2 separate regions of the Homo sapiens genome follow, and region 1 is linked to region 2. Evidence: chromatin loops called from intact Hi-C (ENCODE). Cell type or tissue: HCT116. All regions are shown on one strand.

Region 1 (8,000 bases), 870 kb after region 2:
TTCTATCTCTAAGAAGATAATCTGAAGATAGTAGAGGGGGAAGTATCTTTCACAGATAGAGGTTATGAACTGAGCATCCTCCAGTAAGAAAGAGGAAGTGAGAACAAAGAAAGTAATAGCATAATACTTCTGAGTAGTTGTTTCTTCAGTCCAAATAGACCTAAGTTCAAATCCTAGCTTACCAGTTCCAATTAACCACTCTGACCCTCAGTTTCCTCCTCTAACAGGAGATCACAGTACACCCGCCTCTGAGAGTGACTGTGAGGTTGAGACAAAATATATCCAATAATATGGGAGGTGTTCAATAAATATTCATTTTATTCTTGTCTTACAAATCTTTTCCTATTCTGCGACTCTATGATTCAGCACTTCCTGGAATTCTAAGGCACTAGAAACTTTCCAAAGAGTTTGAACTGCTTAATTGCTAGCTTCCAAGCTCTTCCCAGCATTTCTTTGAGAGGTGAATAGTAGAAATGGATCACAAATCAGACAGACAAATGCATTTTGTTTGCTGGTCTAGCAATATCCCCTTACATGCTATTTTCTCCATTGTTCTCACTGGGACAAGAATGGGATTGTCAAAAACAAGTCGCACACTGCAGTGTGTAGAATTAGGATGGGATGTGGCTATTGCTCCTGCACTTTGCTGCCTGCAGAGATAAGCACCTGAAGTCTCTTAAGGGCTTGAGACTGGGGTCCAGCACAGGGCGGTGGGAAGGGCATTGCTTTGGGGAACAATTGTCTAGAAGCTCCCGGACTGGCCGGGCTGGTACCTCTCTGCATGACTCCCTGGTCCTCTCCTGTACATAATGCAAGGATGAAATTAGGTGAATGCAAAAGACTCTCCAAACTCAGAGTTTCTCTGAGCTGGTGATTGCTATGGGTGGAGAGTGATTCCTCTGTCCTTTGCTGGTTTCTGTGGGCTATATTCCTGGATCTTGTTTTCTCTTTCTCTTGAGGAAAACATTTTAAAAGTATATGTAAAGTCTTCTCCTACGTGGGAGGCTCTGCGTAGGGGCTGTGTTGGCGGGTAATAAGGGAAGATACAGAGAAAAAAATAACCAACCTGAGCATTTGCTGCTGACAATTACCTTAAGTCTCTTGTGTTTGGCTCTGTAAGTCTCTTGTGTTTGGCTTGGATAGGGAGACCTGTCTGTCTTGTTCTACTTCACAAGAGAACAATAAAGACATGATAAGTGAGAAAAAGCTATGTGATATATCCACATACGTGGGAGGCTCTGTGTAGGGGCAGTATTCGCTGGTAATAACCTCCTCTCCCCTCCTCTCCCCTCCCCTCCCTTCCCCTCCCTTTCCCTCCCTTTCCCTTCCCTCCTCTCCCCTCCCTTCCCCTCCTCTCCCCTTCCCTCCTCTCCTCTTCTCTCTCAATTGCCTCCAATCCTTTTATAGCCTGCCACATCATTAAAAAGAGTCTTATTGTATAAGTCTTGAGCCCAAAGTCTAGAGAAAAAATTTAAATTACAAAGAACTTATGTCCTAAAGAAGTTTGTTCTTTTCCTCACATGTGCAATTTATTCCCCCTTTAAAATGAGAAAGCTGGTGAAGGAAAGAACCACTCATTTCTCAACTCATAGGCGCTATGTTTCTTCAATAAGAACTTCCACAGTGGAATGTAGTTGCCCCAAGGTGGAAACAAACCATTGACAAGCAGTTGTTGAAAAGAGTTGCTTTATGTGATTTTCTATCTATAAAGGGAATGAGCAAAAGAAAGATGTTAACCTATCCTGATTCTATCTCATTGTATTCCTCCAACAGAAAGCCAGAGAGAAACCCAAATTGCTCTCAGTAGCTTTCCATTCAGCTAGAAAAGGAATTGCTGAAATCCCTCCCTCCGTTTGCTACAACTTTGGTTTGCCCTTTCTTGCTGAGTTTGTGGAGGGGTGGCCATACTACAGTCCCCTGGTGCCCCCTGTTGTTCATATTGCGAAAATAACCAGGCAGCATGAACTACTAAACTTTTGGTTCCTTATCTTAAAACGCTTTAAACCTTTTGGATGCATCTCAAAAATCCAAAATTGTGACTCCACCTTTAATTCACTGAGGGGAAGTTTATAGTCAACTTATATTATTATTTCATAAACTTACAGAATGTGAGGGAAGGTCCTTAGAATCTATTCAGCCAATTGTGTGTTTTGTTCTGTTCTGTTTTGTTTTGTTTTACCAAGTATGGGATTAGTTATGAGAGATATTTGCTGTTATTATGTGAAACCAAAGAGGGTTAGGAAATGCTGGGTTAAATAAGAATTAAGTAACATTAAATAAGGAGCTTCTTTCCTGCTGGCCTTCTCAGAGCATTTAATATGGACTGTGTCTCTCCCAAGGGAAAGGCAATTTCCCAATCGTGCTTTTGACAACAGAACCGCTTTTTATATGAATTTCTTGCAGGGCCAATATTCCAGGGAACACACTTGGGAAGTGCTAATCAAGTCCAAATGAATCGTTCTAGAAGTCTGGAAACTGAGGCCCAGGGAGGTGCCAGTGACTGGGTGGTAGTAGACACTGCAAGGCCCCTGTCAGGAGGCTCCCAGGCCACTTCCTCACCAGGATCCCTCCCATTCATTGGAGTTGGCCTTTAGTATTTCTGTATCCATAAAGCGTGTTTACTTGTGGAATGGGGAATGGTGTTGCCTTTAGCCAAGGATGTTGGAAAAGTTTAGTAAACCTTTTTTCAAGAATGTTCTAACTTCTTGGGGAAGAGAATTTGCTTCCGGTATTTTCAATTCAATTTCTTTCTGTCTCTTGTGAAGAACTTCATTGCTTTCTAAAAAGCTCCTATTCAACAAATTTGCATTAAGCACCTACTATGCACAGATACAGAGGAGGTCAAGATAATGCACTACTTTGGATAAAAGAAAATATTTGGGGGTCAAGTTCTGGTTCTGCTACATCCTGACTGTATAATTGGACAAGTTGCTTATCATCTTCTAAGACCCAGACTCCCCATCTATAAAGTGGGGGTAATAATACCCCCTCCAGAGGAATTGTTGAGGATTCCATTAGATAATACATGTTAAATGGCCAGCACAGTGCCAGCACATATAAGTACTCAATGAATATTTGCCACTGCTGTTATTGTTGTTAGGATTGTTATTGTTAGGATTATTGAGGCATGGTCCCTGCCCTCAGGGACTTAGCTCAGCTGGAGAAAGAAGACAAGCACGCTCAGAAACTTTAAATAGCGATATAAGGGAATAGATAGATCAGAGACAGCAACTAGGCTTCACAGAACTCCAATCAGCCTTTAGTGGCTGCCTCCAGTGCTGTGTTGGGAAGAATTCTGAGGGTTTTGCCAGCTACACAAGGAAAAAGCACCACCATCAATTAGTGATGTCTGTCACGGATGTGTGGAGAGTGGGTACGTGCTTATATGACATGTATTTGCCATTCTTAGAATGAATAACGAAATGCCAGGTGTGGCAGATTAGACAGAACAGTGGTTTCTGGAGGAGGTAAGAAAGTTGGACCTGGAGAATGGGTAGGATGTGAATGGAAAACAGATAAAGGGAGGAAGAAATATTTGACACTCAGAACTTGTGGCATATGCCAAGGATAAAACCAACATGGGCCACTTGGGTGGCAGTAAGTAAATTAGCCTGTCTAGAGTAGGTCTTGATGCTAAAGATTAGCTCTATAAATATGGTAACCAGCGATGCCAAGATGGTTTCCCAACATCAGACAAGCTGTCCCGTTGTTTCCATAAGTTCCCTCATATGCTATGTGCCTGAGTTTGAGGTTCAGATAATGTGAACACCACTCAGTCTTTATAACCATCTTCTCTACCATGGAACTGTGCAAAGGCTCTTTCCCACTGCCTTTGCTCATGGAGACTATATTTTGGTGTAAGTCCATGGCTGCTGTTCAGAAAGCCCATCACCCTTTGTGTACTTTAGAAAGTCTTTATGAATGTTTTTCATTATGCATAGATGGTATTGCAGCCCCAGGCATCTGAACGTCTCAACAAATGCACACAAGGAAAAAAGTTGTTGAAAATGAAAAGTGAAGACCCAAGCTACCAGAAACTGTAGCATCAGGTATGCTGTGTGCTTCCTCTATATCTGGTACTACACCAGCTCTGGGAGGGGTGGTGAAAAGGTGCTTATTAAAGCCACAAATGAGCATGAGAAGTTTTGAAAAATTCCTGTTTGCAAGACTTCATTGCTTGGTATCATGAGATTTTATTCATCCCGTCTTTTTTATTATCTACCATGCAATAATAGTAGACAGTCTTCTATAGTAGTTAGGACTTGTGTGGTTACAAGTGACAGAGACCTAATTCTAATTCATTTAGGCAAAAGGAGTGGGAAGGGTATTAAGAGATAATGTGACTGCCGTGAACACTAGCAAGGTTCTGTTTGATTCTTCTTGTTTCTGTGGTTCCACTTAATCTCTTCATTAGCTTCATTCTTCACTCCAGCTAGAGATGAGCCTTCTCTGTGCAGTGAAAAACAAGGGCGCCAATAGCACCTAAATTTACCAGTACATCCACATAGATCTGGTCCCTAGGAAGACACTATCTTAACATTGTCTCTGGTTCCAAGTCAAAACGTCTCAAAAAATAACTCACTGAAGCAGGTTGCATCAACTCCTGTGGCAGCTACAAAGATGGGATTGGGTAAGGGAAACTTCTGGAAGGAGAGGAGGGAGGTACTTGGTAAACAATATAAGAGATGCCTGCTAAAACTTCCCTTATCTACCTTTTCATGCCAACTCAACTTAGCTATCAATCAACAATTCCACTCATTTAATAAGCACCTATTTGCTTATTGAGTGTCTGTTACATGCCAGGTGCTGTGCTAGATTTCAGGGATGCAAAGGGGAACATGACGCTTTTTAAGTTATGTTCCTCTTAGAATGCTAGGCATTCAGAGAGACAGAGGAATATCAAATATTATGGGTTTAGGATGTCTAGGAACTCACCATATAACTGGAGAAAGGAGACTATGTATTTGGAGAATAATAAGTGTTAAACTGTGTGCCATGGGTGATGAGGGTAAGAGAAACTTCAAGGTAACTGAGGTCAGCAAGGCCTGGAGCATTCAGGAGAGGAGAAGCGTCTTGGAGAGATACTTCTGTGAGGTCTTTAAAGGGTGAGGAAGCTTTGTTTATGACTACATGTGTTTAAAGTGCAGTATTTTCACAACATCACACTAAGTGAGGCCCTCTGCATCTGGAGGCGTTCTGGAATGCAGCCGTCAGCCAGTGGCCCTGTTCCTTTCTCAGAGACAGGACTACCACCCACAGCTCTTCTGATAGCCTTGTTTTCAATTGCCATGGCCTGTTGGATCAAAGCCTCTGAGTTTGATGCAAGTTCAAAATAATTTCCTTCAAGGATTAACTCATCTTTTTGGGCCTGAGGAGCTACAACAAGCAACATCTGGTATAGCCTGCAGAGGGATTTTTTTTTTCACCCAAGGAGTTTCAAGTTTCAACATGTGAGCCATCCTGCTGAATAACATCATTGACGGGAAATGACACGCAGAGACCTTATCTTGTAATGAGAGCTCTGTGTAACACCCCACAGTCATGTTTTGCATCGACTATAATAGATGGTGCAAACTGTAACAGGTTCCTTCTCACTTTGTTTCCTGCCAAAGTGACTGAGTTCCACACTGATGGGGTTGAAATCCCCTTGTGGGTTTCCTCTGGGGCCATTCCATAGCCCATCCTAGTGCCGTTAATAACACCCTCCCTGTGTTCGTCAGGCCCACCTTTTAATGCCGTCATAGGGAGTCTCTTGGTCAGTTCCTATTATCTGATCCCATTAGTCACTTCCCTGTCTGCCTAGGTCTCCTGGAAAATTCCTGGGACTATCTCCTTGCTTTTGGTAAATCCTGGCTTCATTCCTCCACGCTGTGTTTTCTGTATTCCCAGCTCTCCCCTTTGCATCCCTTGGGCTAGTCCCACCACCCCTGGAATTCTCTCTGAGGTCAAGATTTTGCAATGTTTTTAAAGGTGAAACAGTGTAATAGCTACAGTTGAGTGTTATGTGTCAGGGATGTATTATTTATAGGGGTGCTATTATCATCACCCATGACTTACCAGTGAGAAAAATGAGGCTCAGAGTTTGATTGAATTGCCCAGGTACAAGACATAAACCCACATCTTTCTCACACTTAAGACTGTGCTCTTTTTAAGGGATAAAATAGGGACCTAAAGAATGGTCATGGGAGTCCCGAGTTCCAAGCAGAGGAGGGAGAAGGAAAGAGAAATGAGGAAAACTCCAAGAGTGGCAGCTCTGAATTCAAAGGAGGAGAATTTTGAGACATAGTCAACTGCGTCTAAAGCTGGAACAGGTTTGAGAATATAGACACCATTGGCATGAAGATGCCTATTGGCAAATCTTTTCAACAAAGATTTCAGTAATGGGTCTGGAAGAGGTTATTAGGAAGAGGGTAAAACGATATAGATGGCAAACAAAAGCAAAGAGCAGCCACATAGATGGTGGAATAAAGCAGGTGAGTTGTTTTGTATCCACTAAATGGAAAACTCTGGGGCAGGTCCCAGAAACTGTGTTTTAACAAACCCTCCAGGTGATTCTGATGCACACTAAAGTTAGCAAACCGCTACAGCAGAACCGTGTTTCTCAGCCTTGGCTGCACACTGAAATCACCTGAAATAATAATGCTTCCATCTGACTTCCTGAAATTCTGATTTAATTGCTCCAGGCAACAGGGTTTTAAAAAAAAACTCTCCAGGTGATTCTCATGTGCAGCCAGAGTTGAAAACTGCTGCTGTACAGGGAGAAGACAGTTGAGGGTATGCAGTCGAGAGGGAGGTGGAAGGGCTATAACAGCATCTGCCATGCACAGCTCTGGCTGTGCCAGGCAAACTGCTAAGGCTGGGCATTTCAAGCTTCAATGGGCAGGCATAAGGATCACCAACAAGTTCCCAGGTGCTTTACAGGCATTGCTTCAAGGAATCCTCGTGACAAGCCTACAAGGCAGGTGCTAGCATTATTCCCACTTTACAGATAAGGGTACTGAGACACCAAGACGTTATCTGACTTGACTGAGGCGTGACAGAAAGGAAATGGTAGGTCTTGAAAATTAGGTCTTGATTCCAAAGTACTTATTCTTTAAAAAAATTATGATAAAATATACATAACATAAAATGTACCACTTTAATCATTTTAAAGTATTTACAATTTCATGGTATTCACAATGTTGTACAACTATCCATTTCCAGGAATTTTTCACCATCCCAAACAGAAACTCTTGTCCATTAAGCAATAATTCCCCATCTCCCCCTGTCCCCAGCCCCTAGTAACTTCTATTCTGCTTTTTCTTTATGAATCAAAGTACTCATTCTTAATCACTATGTTTCAGGATTGGCTCAAATATGAGATGGAGGTATCAAATTTGATCAAACTTTTTCCTTGAATTGATGGCATGTCTGAGCTAAGTGAGGCCACCATCAGCAATTTGTTCCCAAAATATGGAACAACTTGTAACTTCCCCCAAACAGCACATCCTCTTTTGCCTGTGTGCCAAAGCACATGCCAATTTGTCCAGGACATGTGCCTCTTCCCTCCTCGCCTTCATTTAGCAAACTCCATCTTCTTCTCTAAGTCTCTTGCCAGGCATGACCTCTCCTGGGGATCTGAATCAAGTGCTTCAACTAGTGTGGTCCCATAGACCAGGACTTCAAAAGCTGACATTCATTCCAATCACCTAGGGATCTTGTTAAAATGCAGATTCGCATTTACTGAGTCTGGCTCGGGGCACTAAGATTCTGCATTTCTTTCTTTCTTCAGACACAGCGTCTCACTTTGTTGCCCAGGCTGGAGCACAGTGGTGCAATCATAGCTCACTGAAGCCTCAAACTCCTGGGCTCAAGCCATCCATTCTGCTGCCTTAACTCTCAAGTAACTAGGACTACAGATGTGTGCCACCGCACCAGCTAATTTTTTTTTTTTTTTTGAGAGATGGGGTCTTGGTGTGTTGCCCAGGCAGTCCTCAATTTCTTGGCCTGAAGTGATACTC
Region 2 (8,000 bases):
TTGTCCATTCACAGAGGGATGCTGTCAACTTGCAACTACCTAGCAAAGAAGGAAGCCAGAAGAATAAATACCCACCCTCCCTCTGAAAGCCACAGTGCAAGGAAGCCATTAATGCCATCAATGCACACTCATCACCAGATCAGGCACTCAGACTCTAGGTCACAGTGGAGAAGGATAAGCAAATGGAATTATGAGCATACATGGACATTGAATACACATGAACTGTACAAAGGAGGGGACAGATACCTAAACAAAATCACATCCTGTTAGGAAAGAGGAAGAGGAATGCTGGTTAGACATCTAACACAATTCGCTATAAGTATTCTTTTTCAAAATAAGATTGTTCTATTTTGGTTTCAAATATAAATTATCTACAATTGAAGATATCTTTAATTTTTAAGTAAAATTCCTCCTCAAAGGAGAGGCACAACAAGATAACAAAAAAGGCTGAACTGTCACTACTTGATGAGAGATTTAGGGAAAGATGAATGTCTTGACCTTTCAGGGGAAAGTGAAGAAATCCATTCCCAGAAGGGATTGCAAAGGGAAGTGGCTGTTCCCTTGATAAGGCCAAAGAGGGCAAGCCTAATGAGGCCTAAGCCAGTTACATGGTGTAATTTACTGAATGGTGTTGGCTGCCTTGCAATGTTTCAAGGCAATCTTTTTGCAATACATGATTAGTAGGAAAAAGAGATTTGGATTTTGCCATTTTCCAAAGGAAACTTGACTACATTTAGTAATACAGAAAAATGTTCTCTTTGGAAAGTCTCATATTTCTATGCAAAGTGGTGTCCCAAGTCAGAATTTACACAATGTATTATTGCCTAGTGTATGAGGATCAGCTAATTAGTTCTGAACGAAATGTCAAGATAAACAAAACCAACCTCTAAAGAACTCCAAGAAGCTCTGTGACTAAGTGTCACCATCAAGGACGAGAAGAGTCTACACCAGTGATTCTCAACACTGGCTATGTATTAGAACTTTTTGGGAGATCTGAAAATTTTCTGGGCCCAGATTCCACCCCAGAGCAATTAAATGAGAATCTCTTTCATTAAGGTACAGGCATTGGTGCTTTTTGAAAAGCTCCCCAAGTGATCCTCGTATGCTTCCAGGGTTGAGAAGCTCTGGTCTATAGGACACCTATACTTCCAATAGATGCAGCATGCTCAAATCAATCAGATCAGTTGCTGTGCTGATGAGTCAATTCAGTCCAAGTAGCCATGTTAGCATGTAAAGCCTATGACTATTTTGTTGTGTCTTTTAGCCAGATATTGAGCCAGCACAATAGAGCAGTTAAAAAGGAGGACGGCCTGGGGTCAAATTCTGTGTCCACTCATGGGCTATGTGACTTTAGAAAAGTCACTTAACTCTTTTGAGGCTTAGTTTCATCATCTGTAAAATGGGGGCAATGGTAGGAATTACAACACAGATTGTGTTGAGTATTAACTTAGAAAATATTTATGGAAGTCTTAGAGCAGTGCCCATCACAGAGTGAGCCCTCACTAACTGCGCACTGTAGTTATGTGTCTAGATTTAAGCCAGCTGGAAGTGCCAGGAGGATCCCTACACCTTTCCCACTGGCTTTGTAGAGTTCTGTCTGGCAGGGGGTTGGGGAGGAGAGGTTGTTGAAGTTACTGGATATTTTGGCCCCTCCCAATCCAGAATATATGGGTCTATGAGATGCTTTGGAGTATTTCTGCATGACAGGTAAGGACTTTAAGAATGAAAACGACTACTATTTCTGCCAATAATTGCCACCGTTTATTGATTGTGTCAGGCACCCTGTCAGGCAGTTTCCATCTTCTCACAATCTTCACAAGAATCCTACAGAAACAAGACGTATCCCCCGATTTACTGATGATGATCCTTCAGCCCAGAGATGGTGAGTAACTTTCCCAAGGTCATCCAGCCAATAAATGACCAAAGTGGGATTTAATCCCAGATGTCTCTGGCTTCAGACCTCATGCTTTTTTAACAAAGCTATGTTGCCTGCCTTCAATGACACTCTTCAACCTTAGGACTGTGGTAACTTCTTATCTTGGGGGGACAACAAACAACAAACAAAACCCCCAAAACAAAATCTCTTGTTGAACAAATGGGGCCATGTCCCAAAGATGGAGCCTTCTCAGCAAATCTCTTCCTTTCTAAGGTACCACAGGTCTAGAGAATAGAAGTTAAGGGCAGACATTGTGGAACTGGCTTTGGTCTGTGAAGAGTAAGTAAACCCATTATCTAGTATTCTGGGATCCAGAGCCTTCCCTGGAAGGGGACATTTTTAAAGGGAATATTTTTAATCGTGCAGGATGAGCCAGCAGGTAGTGGTGCTCCATGAAGAGAGGGCAGTGTCTGCCTTTGGTGCTCCTCTGAAGATGGGCTCTCATTACTGATGGGTTCAGAGGTTGGGAGTGATCAGTGGGCGGAAGGCTGCTCACAGCCCATTTCTTAAGAAGTTAACATAAGTCAATCCATACAATTAGTTCAGAAACCCACTACCTACTTACTCCTGGGAAGGCTAGCAGAACTATTATAATCTCACTTTCTCCTGGCCCAAATGGAGACACTTGGTCACACATGAATCTTTACTGAGTTTAAAAAGTGCTTATGTGAAGTCTCTTACAAACATAACATTTTTAATCACATTTATAAAAATATATTTAATGTCCTCATTGCAAGGACAAAATGTCGATAATAATAGCCTAGGTTTGTTGGTTTTTTTTTAATGTGCCAAGTTTTATATATATTAACCCACTTAAGCCTTACTATAACCCTATGAAGTATTGACCTATTTTTCAGCTGAGGAAAGTGTAGCCCAGAGATGCTGAGTAATTGCATGATGGATTGTGTGGTAGTTCTCTATTATCTATCAGGACCCAACAGGAATAGAAGGAATACTCAAATTGAGTAAATTGGGAGGAATTCATTATGGGGACTGCATACAAGCAATGGGCAAGTTGTAAAAAAATCTACAAGGAATAGGCAAAGCCCCACCCCTAAACTTAAACGGAAAGAAAGATTTTAACAGGGGCTGTTACGTTGAGTGGAGGGAGGTAGCCAGGCCACGTGGCCCAGCAGGGAGGGAGCTAGGGGAATAAATATCCTAATCACTCCCCTCTTTCCCTCTCATCTCCTACAGCACTCTCCATCGGCTGAACCCAACTGGAAGTCGGAGGGTAAAGGGCCCATGACTCAGTCCGTTCAGGCTGACCCGCCTGGGGCTCAGAGCATAACAGACAAGGGTGGGGAAGAAAAAAGAATGGACTTGGAGAAGCAAATGGGAAATATTCAGGCACTTCTGATCTCAGTTTGGCCAGTCGGCTCCCCTCTCTCTGACTGTAAACACAGAGATACAGAAACTGTCATTAGAAATGAGTAGTGTTAATGATCCATGACAGAAAGCTCGTGAATTTCTACTGCTGAGGAGGCTTGAGCTTTTCTGTTTTCATTCTTTCTACACATCGGGAGCGGAGCTCCCCAATGCCTTTCTGATACATCGCTACTTCTGCTTCACCTAATCAAAGGCACTTACTGCTGCTCAGAACCTCAGGCCTCCAACTGAACAATGAACAGGTTTTCTCTCCATCACCCCCTGTTCTCTAGTGTGAGTAGTTAGATTACTGCTTTTATGTCTGTCTTCCCAACTACAGTCCACAAAACGGCTCATATTGAACAGTAATACAAATAAAGAGAAAAAGGAGAGAAGACAAGAACAAAAAGTAATGAGTTTAGAAACTTGGAAAGTAGAAACTTCTTTGGTATGTTCCTGTTGAAAACCACTGGTCTCATCTTCCACTTTTTCACATTGCTGTTTCAGAGAAAAACTTAATTATACTTAATTATAGGGTTGTAATGTTTATAGGGTTGGTTATTCTGGTTAGCCAAATTTACTGGTTATCTGTTTAGAGCCTTTGAATTTTAATTCTAGCTGACACATTTGTTAAAACATTATTAGCTTACCTTTCTTCCTTAATGAGTACTGGATCTTCCCAGAGAAAAGGTTCCCAGTCATTTACCTGGAATTTTTTATACATATTTGCAGCTGTTCTTTGAGCTCCCTAAAGAGCATAATTAGAGACATAACATTCACTCAGATTTTCTGCCCTTCTTTGTAATAAGTCAATGAGCCAGTCATTTATTCCACAAATATTTGTTGATACCTACTGTGTGCCTGTCAGCAGTTCTCCAAGCAGGGGCTACAAAAATAAAAAGATTGTCTTTTAATGAGGAGCAACTTCGAGTCTTAGCTCTTGGTACTCCCTCTGTCTAGTAATATCCATTTTTATACTTAGTATTTTAATAAATAACTCTTCCTCAAATTATTTTAAAACACACAGTAACAGAAAAAATTATTTATTTATTCTACTTTCTCTTAATTACACCTGTGGGGAGCTTGGCGGGGCAGACTCTGGGTTTCCAGCCAAGGTCTTTCTGTCCACCTGGGGGCAGCAGACCCTCACACAGAAAAGTACCTCGAAGGAAGCAATTGGCTTTCTGAGCTCCTGGCTTTCAAACACAAGTCTTCCAAATTATGGACCCATGAATATTCTAAAGACTTATACTCGAAGGACGCTTCCAAAATCAAATAAATTTGGGTTGAACCAAGTTAAATAGGGTTTTAACCCTGCAGGACTTCTCACGATGTTTAATATACTTTTTTTTTTCTTTTCTTTCTTTCTTCGACAGAGTCTCGCTGTATTGCCAGACTGGAGTGCAGTGGCGTGATCTCGGCTCACTGCAACCTCCGCCTCCCAGGTTCAACTGATTCTCCTGCCTCAGCCTCCTGAGTAGCTGGGACTACAGGCGCCCACCACCACGCCCAGCTAATTTTTTTTTATTTTTAGTAGAGATGGGGTTTCACCATGCTGGCCAAGCTGGTCTCGAATTCCTGACCTCAGGTGATCCACCCGCGTTAGCCTCCCAAAGTGCTGACATTACAGGTGTGAGCCACTGCGCCGGGCCTAATATAGTTTTGTCGTACAAAACACGATGGCATACTTGCTCTGTGCAAAGTACATCACCCACAGTGGCCTATTTAAACTTGGCAACAGTCCTATGAGATAGGCACTAATTGTGTTCCCCATTTTACAAATGAGGAAACAGAGGCACGGAGCTTATAACTGGTGGCTGAGTTTCCGGTTGGGGCCATCTAGTTACAGAACTTGCATGCTTAATCATGACACCGTAATGCTTTGCAATGGGAGATTCCAAGAGGGGGAATTTGACATTCAGTGTTTCCCAAATTTATTTGGCTTTGGAACCCTTTTATTCCTTCTAATCAACATAGAGGACAAGTATGTAATGGGATACTCTGATAAATGCTTCAATAAAGCAATGGCTTTATGCCGCCCCGCTTTAAAAGATAACTAAAAATATAAGTCCACAGGCCCATCATATAATTGAACAGGTAACGACTGAATTTTGATTTGATGGAAAGACTCTTATCATATTAATCTAAGTTCTCAAAGTGAATGCCACTAAACCAAGACTATTCAGTGTATTTGAAGTATGTACAATACCAGTCCGAATTGGGACTTCTCAGGAAGAAAAAAGGGTATATGGCAGATGGGTAAGAATAGAAAGCCACAGGTCTAGCAGGGAAGCTAAATATGGTGTGGAATGTGTTGGGGAGATGGGAAAAATGCTCACCTCTTCATGGAAGTTCGAAAAGAAGGCTGAGATTCTAAATAATGCTGGAGTATTGCAGCTGGAACAAGCATGATAGCAATGGCCAACACAAGGCCTTTCTAGAATAAATCTAAAACAATTAAGAGATAATATGATAGCATTGGGAGATATACCTAATGCTAGATGACGAGTTAGTGGGTGCAGCGCACCAGCATGGCACATGTATACATATGTAACTAACCTGCACATTGTGCACATGTACCCTAAAACTTAAAGTATAATAATAATAAAAAGAAAAGAAAAAAAAAAGAGATAATATGCCAGGGGGTTGATGCCAGGTAATACTGATAGTTACCTTAAACAATGTTTTCTCAACTTCAGTTTTTTACACACCAACTTCATGATTTTTTTCTATCAAGATACGACTACTATTATTTATCTAGCGTTTTTTAAATTGTCTTATATCTTTGCTTAAATTTATTTTTTTAAACATTAATATCTGAGAATTCATCATTTTGAAGGAATAATTATATTGTTCTAATATATAAATTTTAAAGTTAATATCTTTATTCCATCTAAAGTGGTATGTGTACTATTCTTTGGAAATGATTTTCTAAAGGATTAAAAACTTGCCAGTGTTGGAAAAAAAAGGAAACAGGAAAATTAAGACTGAGTTAAAGAAGGTGAAAACAAAATTGAAGAATAAGACTAAAGGTTAGACATGAAATAGATCTGTCTCTAATTAGAGGTGCAATGTCAAATTTTTTTGTAGATCGTTCTAAAAATATCACTTGTTCTTTTGCTTGTATTTTAATTCAATGATTAAATAAACAGATGACCTAGTTTCATTAACAGATTATCTTTTTCTTAGTTCTGTCTGATAACTGCAACAAAAATGTCAAATACCCCTCATATAAATTATCAAATCAAAAGGTTATTCATTATATGGAATGTTTTATTTATGACCATCTGTATTGCAGCTTTGAGTTAACATTAACTTGGATGGCTTTTATTTTTATTTTTTTGAGAGAGTCTCACTCTGTCACCCAGGCTGGAGTGTGGGGGCGCAATCACAGCTCACTGCAACCTCAACTTCCTAGACTCAGCCTCTCAAGTATCTGGGACCACAGGTGCCTGCCACCATGCCTGGCTAATTTTTTGTTATTATTTGTAGAGATAAGGGTCTCCCTGCATTGCCCAGGCTGGTCTCGAACTCCTGGGCTGAAGTGATCCTCCCACCTTGGCCTCCCATAGTGCTGGGATTACAGGTGTGAGCTTCTGCACCTGGCCTTGGGTGACATTTTAGAAATCAATTTTGAATTTTTAAAAACTCATCTTGTGCTTCCAAAAAGAAAAGACATATTAATGTGCTGCAAAGTCCACTTTATTAAAGACTATTTCATCATTCCATTGATTACCCATGGCACGAAACATTCTTCCATGTTGACGTTAGACATAGAAATTGAAACACAGATGACTAAACTTACTGTTTCAACAAAATGTGAATCAATAGATTATTTGATAAGAGCAAGAGATATCCCCTACAGCAGTACTATCCACAAAACTTTCTGTGATGATGGGAATATTCCACGCCTGCACTGTCTGATTCAACAGCTTCTAGTTCCATGTGATCACTGAGCACTTGAAATGTCTCTAGTATGCCTAAATAACTGAGTTTTTATTTTATTTTAATTTATCTAAATTTAAGTGTAAATGACCATGGGTGGCCAGCGGCCTACACAATGGAATGTGGAGCCCTGTAGGGTAGCAAACCTTCTGCTCAGGATTCTGTCTTTTAAAGAGGGTTTGGAGAAAATTCATTCACATTTGACTCTTTTTCTTAATAGAGGAAGTCTCCATTTATGCCTATATTTTAATAAAATGGCTTCAACATTCTGTTTCATAATTAGTCTTCTAATTGGTTATGATCAATATATTTACACAATGTCTTTCTTTGTGTTTTCTTTTGCTCTACTTTCTAAGTGTAGATCCCATGATAGATAATGGGCAACAAGTCCAGGGGCCGACAGGTAAGAAGAATTGGATGGAATGGCAAGACTCCGTCTCAAAATAAAATAAAATAAAATAAAGAATCAGATGGAATGAAATGGATGGTATATAAGATCCTAGAGGCTAAGCTGCTTATAACTCCTAACTTATAACTCAACAAGCTAACTCCTAACTAGTTTTATGGCCTGTTAAAATACTCTCTTAGACAAACAAAATTAGAGCAATTCCAACTATTAGAAAAACTAAAGACATATTATCTAGGACCTAAGATTTTTTAGACCTTCTAGAACTGTTTGAACCTTAGAAAAAAGATGTTTTGGTTCCAAAACATAAAAAGAAAATTACAAAATCAAAAGTAACATTTAATT

Evidence for each region. A loop is a pair of places that touch in the nucleus more often than their neighbours do. Peaks named below come from ENCODE experiments on the same cell type or tissue, not always from the same donor. Only the 100,000 strongest peaks of a DNase experiment are listed, where the experiment ranks them.
Region 1: a loop joins it to region 2, with 6 times the contacts of the local background. A loop is called at or near these places in 16 of 110 quality-filtered maps.

The regions. Positions count from the first base shown.
Region 1 is chr12:101,933,884-101,941,883 of GRCh38, reverse strand. It overlaps the pseudogene RPL9P24. Among named protein-coding and RNA genes, the nearest start is that of DRAM1-AS1, 26 kb to the left of the region's middle. RefSeq lists enhancers at 1,759-2,053, 5,319-5,578. In HCT116, a CTCF peak has its summit at 1,927 (motif pointing left); a DNase peak (open chromatin) is centred at 1,903; H3K27me3 peaks cover 4,355 bases.
Region 2 is chr12:102,807,750-102,815,749 of GRCh38, reverse strand. LINC00485 (long intergenic non-protein coding RNA 485) reads left to right here. Exons shown (of 5, transcript NR_033855.1): 4 at 1,778-1,882; 5 at 3,134-6,467. Among named protein-coding and RNA genes, the nearest start is that of LINC00485, 13 kb to the left of the region's middle. In HCT116, a CTCF peak has its summit at 4,437 (motif pointing right); a DNase peak (open chromatin) is centred at 4,469; H3K27me3 peaks cover 773 bases.